Linked DNA regions of Homo sapiens: all the other regions are linked to region 2. A link is a contact called in ENCODE Hi-C data. All regions are on one chromosome and are shown on one strand. The core of a region is the stretch at or near the end of the contact, and the rest is flanking DNA. Distances in the headings are between cores, read along the strand shown. Region 1 holds the start of BTBD7 (BTB domain containing 7). Region 2 holds the start of RPS6KA5 (ribosomal protein S6 kinase A5). Region 3 holds the start of ZC3H14 (zinc finger CCCH-type containing 14).

Region 1 (2,998 bases), core at 18-2,517, 2.3 Mb before region 2:
AAGTAATACAAATTGGAAAGAGCTATCCTTTTCAAGGAAGTAAGGTGATGAAGAATGAGGGTGAGGAAAATACAAATCTGAAGGAAGTCCAGAGGAAAACAACAATGATATTGTCTCCAACTGAATATGAAAAGCATAAAATAATGGAGGGTCAAGAGATGGTTAAAAACACATCACAAAATTCCAAATTGCTCTTATCCTTTGAAGCTTAGAGGTGGTTTCAGAACAACAACAACAAAAAACTGTGTGACACAAAACTTGTTAAACAATGGGTAGAGATTGAAAATGCAAATACAATACTTTCAAATAAATTCCCAGAGTTGCTAATGTCTATCAGAGGAAAAGGAGGTGTAACGGTGCCTCCTCACTGGGTTCAGAATGCCTGGGTTCTGATCTTGGCTTGCCTACTTGTTAGTATTTCTGAGCCTGTCTCCTTGGTTGTAAAACAGCAATAAAAACACCTATCCTGACTACCACAAAGGGTGGCTTTGGCGTTCAAATGAAACCATGGATCTCTCTGGAAAACGACAGTGCCCCATAAATACAGTATTTTTGTTATTGCATCGCTGAAATTATTGCAAACCCCCAAACAAGGGGCATCTAGGGAAGAGCGACTTGGCTCTCCCACGTGGCGACTGTGTGTTTTCATCAATTTTGTCCTTTGTTTACAGGGGTATCTTGTTAAGGAAAACTTTTCAGTGTCTTAAAGATTATTTTTTAACCTACTACACAAGTAGCAAGGTGGTGCCTGTAAAAGTACCATGCAGACAAGTGCTTACGATAGACAAGTGCTCACTGCCAAGAAGCAGCCACCGGAATGCCAGGACTGTCAGCAATGACTTTCCGCGGAAGAGTTGTTCTCGAGAAAGATGCACTCATTGCATGCGACCACCCGAGGGACGCCGGCCGCCGAACGGAAACATGAATTCGTGGAAATGGCCATCTGGTGACGTAGTAGTGACACAGTTCTTATATTCTGATACATTTAATAATGTGTCACAATTCGCTGGACTAAGCAGGATGCTGCCACAAGAGGCAAACTCCCAGCGACCCGACGCCCGGCTCCCAGCCGACGAGCAAAAATAATGCGCGCGCACTCCGCTCCCATGGATCCAGCGAACGCACCGCCCCCCCACGCGGCCCGACTCGCGCGGCGACGTCGGGCCACGTGACCCTGAGCGGGACGACGGCAGGGGAGGGCGGGGGCTCCGGCCGGCTCCGCAGCGCCGCGCAGGCGCCCCAGGGCCACGCCGAACCGAGCCCCTCCTGCTCCGTCTAGGAGTCAAAATGGCGGCGAGGGGAACCTGGAGCAGTCCCGGAGCCTGAGCCACTGACAGGAGAGGAGAGGGCGGCGGCGGCGGCGGTGGGAGGAGGATGGCCGGGGGTGCTGGCGCCGGTGCGGACGGCGGTGCTGGTGGCGGCGGCGGCGGAGGCGACGGCAGCGGTCCCAGCGGCAGCAGCAGCGGCGGGAGGAGCCTCCGGGGTGAGTGTCCCTTGGTGTCTCTGAGGCTGTGGAGCCGAGGCTGTGTCCGGTGTGGCGCGGGGCGTCCGGGAGAGGAAGGGGCTGTTCTTAGGCGTGGGGGCGCCGGGGCTGGGGCCAAGCCGCCGCGGGAGGCGCTGGGGCGCCGGGCGGGGAGGGGCCAGTCGTCCGTCTGGGGCTGAGGCGCGGCGGCGCCGGACTGGCCGGTCTCTGTGCGCTCCGAGGGGCGGGCTGGAGCGCGCCGCCGTCCCTGGGGCAGGGGCGCGAGGTGTGGCGCTCGGGGCGGGGAGAGCGGCCCGAGGGAGTCGCGACGGCAGCCCGGCCGGCTTTGGGCTCCGGGCGCCGAGGGGCGGGACCCGTCGCTCCCAGGACGCTGAGAAACCGCTCCCGAGACGGGGGCGCGTGTTTACCCGGGTGCGGGGTTGCGACCGCCAGGGGTGGGCGTGAGAGTGGCCGGCGGGGTCTGGGAAGGGAGCAGGCCTGAGGACTGCTACTCCCAGGGGAAGTTAGATTGTCCGGGTAAGTTACTATTGCGGGATAAACCTGGAATTGAGCTTTGACAGGTTGGGAGGGAGACAATACCGAGTGTTTGATAAAGAAGAGGAGGCTGTGCTTGTTGGACTACTTGAATGGCAAAAAGTGTGCATATTTCAGTACCTTATTTGCACAGTGTTTGCTAGCTTTACCCCGAGGGTGAGAACTTTCTCACCGTTTTTCAAGAAACTCTGAGGAGTGTTGTTTCTCCTGTGAACTACAATTGCACGTCTTCACATACCAGCACAGATAATAAGTACTCTGGAGTAGGCCTAATTTACAGAAGCAGTCTTGGTTATCTACACCAGAGCACTGTTAACTCTGCGAAAACATCTTACTGTAATGAGAAAGTAGACATTTTTACAGAATTACTTAGCTTTTTCAACTAACAACCTTTTTGGGGGGGGGGAGACGGAGTCTCGCTCTGTCACCCAGGCTGGAGAACAGTGGTGCGATCTCGACTCACTGCAACCTCCGCCTCTCAGGTTCAAGCGATTCTCCTGTCTCAGCCTCCCAAGTAGCTGGGATTACAGGCGCCCGCTGCCACGCCCGGCTAGTTTTTGTATTTTTAATAGAGACGTGGTTTCACCATGTTGGCCAGACTGGTCTCGAGCTCCTGACCTCTGGTGATCCGCCCGCCTCGTCCTTCCGAACTACTGGGATTGCAGGCGTGAGCCACCGCGCCCGGTCTGGTCAACTAACAATCTTTTGTCCCTAATAGCATCTGTTTCCTTTAGATTGCTGAAATGAATTGCTTTCTTCCTGAAATGTGGAAGAAAGACTTGAAATTGCTTTGCAAGAATCATACGTTGTTAATAGCAACTGTTATTAGACTTGTCATGGAATTTTGGAGTCAGAAAAACTTTTAGAGATCTAAAGGTGTGAATATTGTTTTAGAGCCGGGAAACCAGACCCAGAGAGGCGAGTGACTTGTTGTGGATCCTACAGCTGGCGATGGATTAGACCAAAACTAAGATGTAGGCC
Region 2 (3,031 bases), core at 81-2,580:
TGAATTACGTCCAACTGTACATCTTTAAGTTTCTGCTTTTTCCCATTCTCGTGTCTGCTACTAGAAATCAGGTTCCCTTTAGTTCTATCCTTGCAGCAGGATTCCTGCCCTGCTATCTCTCTCCTCTTTTCAGTTCATCACTGTGTACTAAAAAAAATCTGCACTCTTCAGCACAGCATCCCTAGTTCCCCATTATCTTACCACACCTCACCTTGTCAGCTGTATCTCTTACATCATACTTTCATCTAACCTTATCAATCACTTAACCCACCCTTGCCTTCTCTGCTGTAGGCCAATGCTCACAGTTACTCTCTCTGTGTGGAATGTCTATTGCTGGTATTTCTCTCTTATCCATCCTTTACGTTGGTTATCTCAAATGCCTCCTTGCCCTAAAAGCTTTCCCCAGTTCCTCGTCTGGGAATAATTATTGCCATCCGTGCGAGATTCTCTAACGCTTTGTACGACTGCTTTATTTCAAATTCTGCTTTATAGTTCTTTTGTGTACACACACAGATTGTTTCTCACGTTCTATTGAAAGCTGCTTAGGGGAGGAATTGTATTCTATTTTGTTAATCTCTGCATCCTTTCGGCGCCTAGTAAGAGTCTTGTACGAAACAGAAATGTCTCTCCTTCGTAAAATTCCTCATCGGGAGCTGGGACTGTGAATTTTTGTAACGTTTAAGAACTATCTGTTATTTAAGAACAAACACTCTGCTTAACTTGTTTAGGGTTCACTAGAGCGAGTAAGACCTTTTTAGGGCACGCCGTCTCGCTGGTTGTCACACACGCATGGATCGCTGCCGGGACCCTTAGGTTTGTCTGCAAACACGTGGGTGATAAGCGCTACCCTCCAGGCCCCTCCTCTGTCCACGGTGATTGGCGGACCAAACGTTCCAATCATCCCTCCCCGCCTCTTTCGGCAGTAGCCAATCAGAGACCCCGAGCGCCTCCTGACTACTAGACACTGTTTACTAACAGATCGAAGCTGGGGAATAAGGGGTGTGACCGTTCTGGGGAGGTCAGGGAAGGGAAGGTCTTGACTGCGAGTGCGCACCAGAGGAAATGGGCGGGGCAGAGCTTTGGGTCTCACCAATCGGAGTGGCGGCGCTCCTCCCTCTCCTGCCTCCCCGCCAAGCAACAACAATTCGAGGAGCGAGGCGGGGAGGCTCGTGAAACGTCACAGCGTACTGCCCAATGGGAACCGGCGTTGGCAGACGCGCGCGCCCTGTGTCCAATCAGCGAAGGCGGCTCGAATGGCTCCCTTACCTTGCTGGCTGTGGGCGGAGCGGCCTGAGGAGGCGGCGGTGGAGCAGGGGGCGGTTTGGTTGCGCGGTACTAGCGGTGCCCGCCGAAGGGGGAGGAGGCGAGGAGCGAGCCGTGCGGCCAGAGCGGGAAAGAGACTCGTCTTTGCGTCCGAGTTCTGGAGCCGCCGCACCCCGACTCCTGGGGCCGCGGCAGCGGCTGCGAGGGGACGGGCGTCCGCTGTCTCCTGGGTTCCCCTCGTAGCGACCCGCGGGATCGGAAAAAAAGGAGAAGATGGAGGAGGAGGGTGGCAGCAGCGGCGGCGCCGCGGGGACCAGCGCGGACGGCGGCGACGGAGGAGAGCAGCTCCTCACTGTCAAGCACGAGCTGCGGACTGGTGAGCGACCCCGCCCTCTGCCGGCCGGGCCCGGCGCGGGGGCGCGCCTGAGGGCACGCGGGTGCCCGCGCGGGGCTGGGGGCGCGGGGCCGCAGCCGTGGGCGCGGAGGGGCGGGCCTGGGGCGGGGCGTCGCGGTCGGGGCGCGTGCCCCGGGGGTCCCGGGAGGTGGGGGCGCGCCTTGGGGGAGGCGGCCGAAAGTTTTCCCCAGCCCGGGAATGAGCGGCGGGCACCAGGCATCGGGGCCAGCGCAGCCGCCGACCGCTGCCCGTGGCACGCACCTCCGAGGATGTCGCTGCTCCCCCTTCCCGCACAGGTGACACACGTGTGTCTGCGTCCTGTCAGGGCGAAAGGTGCGCCTGCCTCCGCGTGGGGCGAGCGGCGCTTTGTTTTGGAGAGTGTCTCCCTCCTCCGCCCCTCTGGTCCCCGCGATGGGGGGTCCCGGTGGGGCTCTGTGGAGCCATCCCCTAAGGTGCTGGGGTCCTGTAGGAGATAAACGGGAGGTTTCGCCTCGGGCTTTTACCGAGTCCAGTCTAGAGACAGGAACAGGAATCGCCGGCTCCAGGGATTGAGTGCCTTTATTCTCACTTATCATGAAATACTATACTTGGCCTTGAATTTCCTTCAGAGGTCCCTGGAGATGATGGCTTTAGAAATTTAAAGCTCCAGGTAAAAGGAACTAACGAGCAGGCTTCAGCGCTTACGTTCTAATGTTTGAGATCACTAGCGTTGTCCTAAGCTTTATAACTAATTAAATGTATTCGTGGTGTAGGTTCAGGTTGTTCATTTTGGAAAATGCTTATTCAGACCAATCAGTACAATTTGGATTTATATTCTTGGAGCCCAGTCTCGTATTGTAGATATATTAATACTTTTTTCTCTGAACAGATAGTACATTTTAATGAGTCGTTCGTTATTACTAGATATGTTTGTGAGCGTTGAAGGTTTTTGACAGAGCTGCTTTGGCATATTGGGATTTTTTTTTTTTTTTTTCAGACAGAGTTTCGCTCTTGTTGCTCAGGCTGGAGTGCAGTGGCATGATCTCGGCTCACCGCAGCCTCCGCCTCCCGGGTTCAAGCGATTCTCCTGCCTCAGCCTCCGGAGTAGCTAGGATTACAGGCATGCGCCACCATGCCCGGCTAATTTTGTATTTTTTGTGGGGGCGGGGTGGGGGGGGCGGTCCTCTCCACGTTGGTCAGGCTGGTCGCGAACTCCCGACCTCAAGTGATCCGCCCGCCTCGGCCTCCCAAAGTGCTGGGATTACAGGCGTGAGCCACCGTGCCCGGCCGGGTTATTATTTAATTGTGAAGGCACAAAAGCTTAAACGGCAGGATTCAGGTGTCCACTAGTACATCTTGTTTCTGTTTTGAACAGATTGGAAAGTTAGCTCTGTC
Region 3 (2,770 bases), core at 132-2,631, 2.5 Mb after region 2:
TTGTTTACACAGTCAAAGATACTGCCACTTACCTTCCAGGATTCTCGTAGGGATTATCCTGAGTTAATACATATACAATAGTTAAGCACAGTACCTGACCCAGAGTAAACACTCAAATTATAAAAGAATAAAGAGACGGAAAAAGCCTTACTGTTTCAGAGAGAGAGGGAAAACATAAAGAGATCGGAAAATAAAACTCACTGAACCATTACAGAAGCAAATGCCAGAAAGCATCAAACATTCACATCCAACATCAGAGTTCTAAAAACAAATGTCAAGAGGAAAGTAACAAGAATAGGAAACTTTAAACAGGCATGGTGGCTCACACCAGTAATCCCCGCACTCCCAGCACCTAGGGAGGCTAAGGTCAGATAATTGCTTGAGCCCAGGAGTTAAGACCAGCCTGGGCAACGTAGCGAGACCCGTCCCTAGAATTTAAAATGAGAGAGAGAGAGAATAGGAAAAACATAAAATAAAATTCGGTCAAACAGAGCCTTAACGGAGGAAACTAAATTTCAAAACACCATAACAGAAGGAGGTTTGGGAGAAAAAAAACAAGGTTGCAAAAAGATGATAAAGAAGTAACCAGGGAGTATAAGATTTGAAGAAGGTAGAAGGGAGTCTCTCCCAATGTCCAAAGTACGGTGAGAAATACGCATTCACTAAAATTCTATTAGCTGCAAACTCTAAATTCTGTAAGACTAACAACCAAAAAAACACTTACCAACATAAGCTCCTAATTCTTGTAATTTCCCCTTAATGGCACTCTGAGAGAAAAAGAGCAAACGTGCATGTGAGAAAGGCGGCTCTAGGAAAACAAGACCGGACTCTGCAGCGGCTGAGGCCACTTTGCTGGTGCGCGCACCTCGGATCCCCCGGGCGGGGGCTGGGAGGAGCCTCGCCTGCACCGCCCCCCACCCCGCACCCCACTCCAGCTCCAGCCCCAGCCCCGCGGCGCCCACCTCCCGCAGCGGATCCAAAGCGGCGCCGTGCGCCGCGGTGGTGGCTCCAGCCGGGCCTGCGCCTGTCCTTCCATTTCCCGGCGGCTACTTCAGCCGCAGCCACGCTCCGAGGCCGCAAATGTCCCCAGGGCCGAGGCGGCCTGGACGAGGAGGAGCCGCAGCCCGCCAGGAGCGTCCAGCGGAGGCCAGGCCGCGGCGTCCACCCGGGCCCACAGTCCCCGTTACTCCTGACAACCGCCCGCTCGCCGAGACCTGGCTTCCCACCCCCGACCGGCACGGGCCTCACCCGGATCTTGCGGCTGATCTCGGTGCCGATCTCCATGGCTCTGCGGCGTGCGGGAACTCAGCACTGCGCGGCGCTTGGCTTACCCGGAGGCTGCCGCGGACTCCTACCCCGCAGCCGGGACACCACCGCCTCCTCCTCCGTTCCGCCCCCGGCCGCGCACACGGCGTATCCCCGCCCCGGCCGGCACTGCGCGCCGGAGTGAACGCGCATGCGCCCGTGTCCGCGCCTGCGCACGCCTTCTACCCGCGAAACCTGTGCTCAGGCAAGGAGGGCGGCGGCGTGCGCGTGCGGGTGGTCTTGCAGCTCCGCCTCCCGGGCACCTCGGGGACCTTTCGTTAGTCTCTCTGCTGGCCCTCCGCTTATTCATTTTATTCTCTCTTGGATGGTAAGAATGAATTAAATGTGTAGCAGAAAGATCTTGGGCTGTGATATGAGACGCGAGTTCAAATCCAGCCCTCACTTACTGTCAGTATGGTATCGGTCCAGGTATTTCAACTTTTCTTACCTGTAAAATGGAGTCTGCCCATTAGAGGTTGCACTGCAATTACCCTTGAAGGGAAAATGGACTATCCAGAGCAACAGAGCCAATCCGTCAACTCTTTGACTCTGCAGTACACTGGCCCTCCTGGGTTTGGTTCTGCCTTCCTTCTTCCAGGGCCACCCGTGGCCTCTCCCCGAGACGAATCCCATCCTCCTGCTTCTCTGAACACCCTCCGTGGGACAACACTTTTGTTCTTAGGACTTAAGTTGTCAACTCTGTGCTGATAATGACCGAATTTTCCATCAGCCTTGAATTCTCACACAAACCCCACTCCCAAATTCTAAGTAACTACTCTTATTTTCTCCCAACTCAGCGCTTAGACAGAAGTCGCCTTCATCTCCCCTTCCTCCACTCAATAGGTTACTACTGTTGATTCCCCTATTTGTATCAATAGCCGAATTCTCCCTATCCCTGATCACAAAACCTGGGAAACAGAGGAAGCACAGAGAGGTCTCCTTTCTCCCTCATATCCACTAATTCCTGAGAGTGGTCTCTGTTATCCATTGCTGCATAACAGATGACCACAAATTTAGCAGCTTAAAACACAAACGTTTATCATCTCATGGTTTCCGTGGGTCAACCTCACTGGGTCCTCTGCTCAGGGTCTCACAAGGCTACAATCGTGTCAGGCAGGCTGTATTCTCATCTGGAGGCTTGACTGAGGAGGAATCTATGTTCAGGCTCATTCAGGTTGTTAGCAAGAATTCATTTCTGGCTGAGTGCGGTGGCTCATGCCTGTAATCCCAGCAGTTTGGGAGGCTTAGGCTGGCGGATCACTTGAGACCAGGAGTTCGTGACCAGCCTGGGCAACATGGCAAAAACATGTCTCTTCAAAAGTACAAAAAATTAGCTGGGCGTGGTGGCATGCACTTCTAGTCTCAGCTAGTTGGGAAGCCGAGAGGGGAGGATTGCTTGAGCCTGGGAGGCAGAGGTTGCAGTGAGCCAAGATCATGCCACTACAGCCTTGATGAGAGAGTGAGA

The links. Hi-C counts contacts between places; a loop is a spot of excess contacts on that map. Pooled maps may share reads with other maps.
Region 1: a map of ascending aorta shows a loop between it and region 2 (21-fold over the local background). The contact joins the promoter of BTBD7 here to the promoter of RPS6KA5 in region 2. A Hi-C loop is called at or near these places in 1 of 168 maps with a recorded cell type or tissue (ascending aorta), 1 of 37 single-sample maps with no recorded cell type and 11 of 50 pooled maps.
Region 3: a loop to region 2 is called in a map of ascending aorta, with 6 times the contacts of the local background. The contact joins the promoter of ZC3H14 here to the promoter of RPS6KA5 in region 2. A Hi-C loop is called at or near these places in 1 of 168 maps with a recorded cell type or tissue (ascending aorta), 1 of 37 single-sample maps with no recorded cell type and 6 of 50 pooled maps.

The regions. Positions count from the first base shown.
Region 1 is chr14:93,331,305-93,334,302 of GRCh38, reverse strand. BTBD7 (BTB domain containing 7) reads left to right here and starts at 1,267. Exons shown (of 11, transcript NM_001002860.4): 1 at 1,267-1,483. It also overlaps a transcript of UNC79 not described here.
Region 2 is chr14:91,058,940-91,061,970 of GRCh38, reverse strand. It overlaps RPS6KA5 (ribosomal protein S6 kinase A5), which reads left to right and starts at 1,330. Exons shown (of 17, transcript NM_004755.4): 1 at 1,330-1,639. The coding sequence starts at 1,537. It also overlaps a transcript of DGLUCY not described here. RefSeq lists silencers at 828-957, 1,178-1,237, 1,608-1,737, 1,808-1,877 and an enhancer at 1,020-1,600.
Region 3 is chr14:88,561,648-88,564,417 of GRCh38, reverse strand. It overlaps ZC3H14 (zinc finger CCCH-type containing 14), which reads right to left and starts at 1,381. Exons shown (of 17, transcript NM_024824.5): 1 at 1,249-1,381; 2 at 725-767. The coding sequence starts at 1,284. RefSeq lists a silencer at 883-1,592.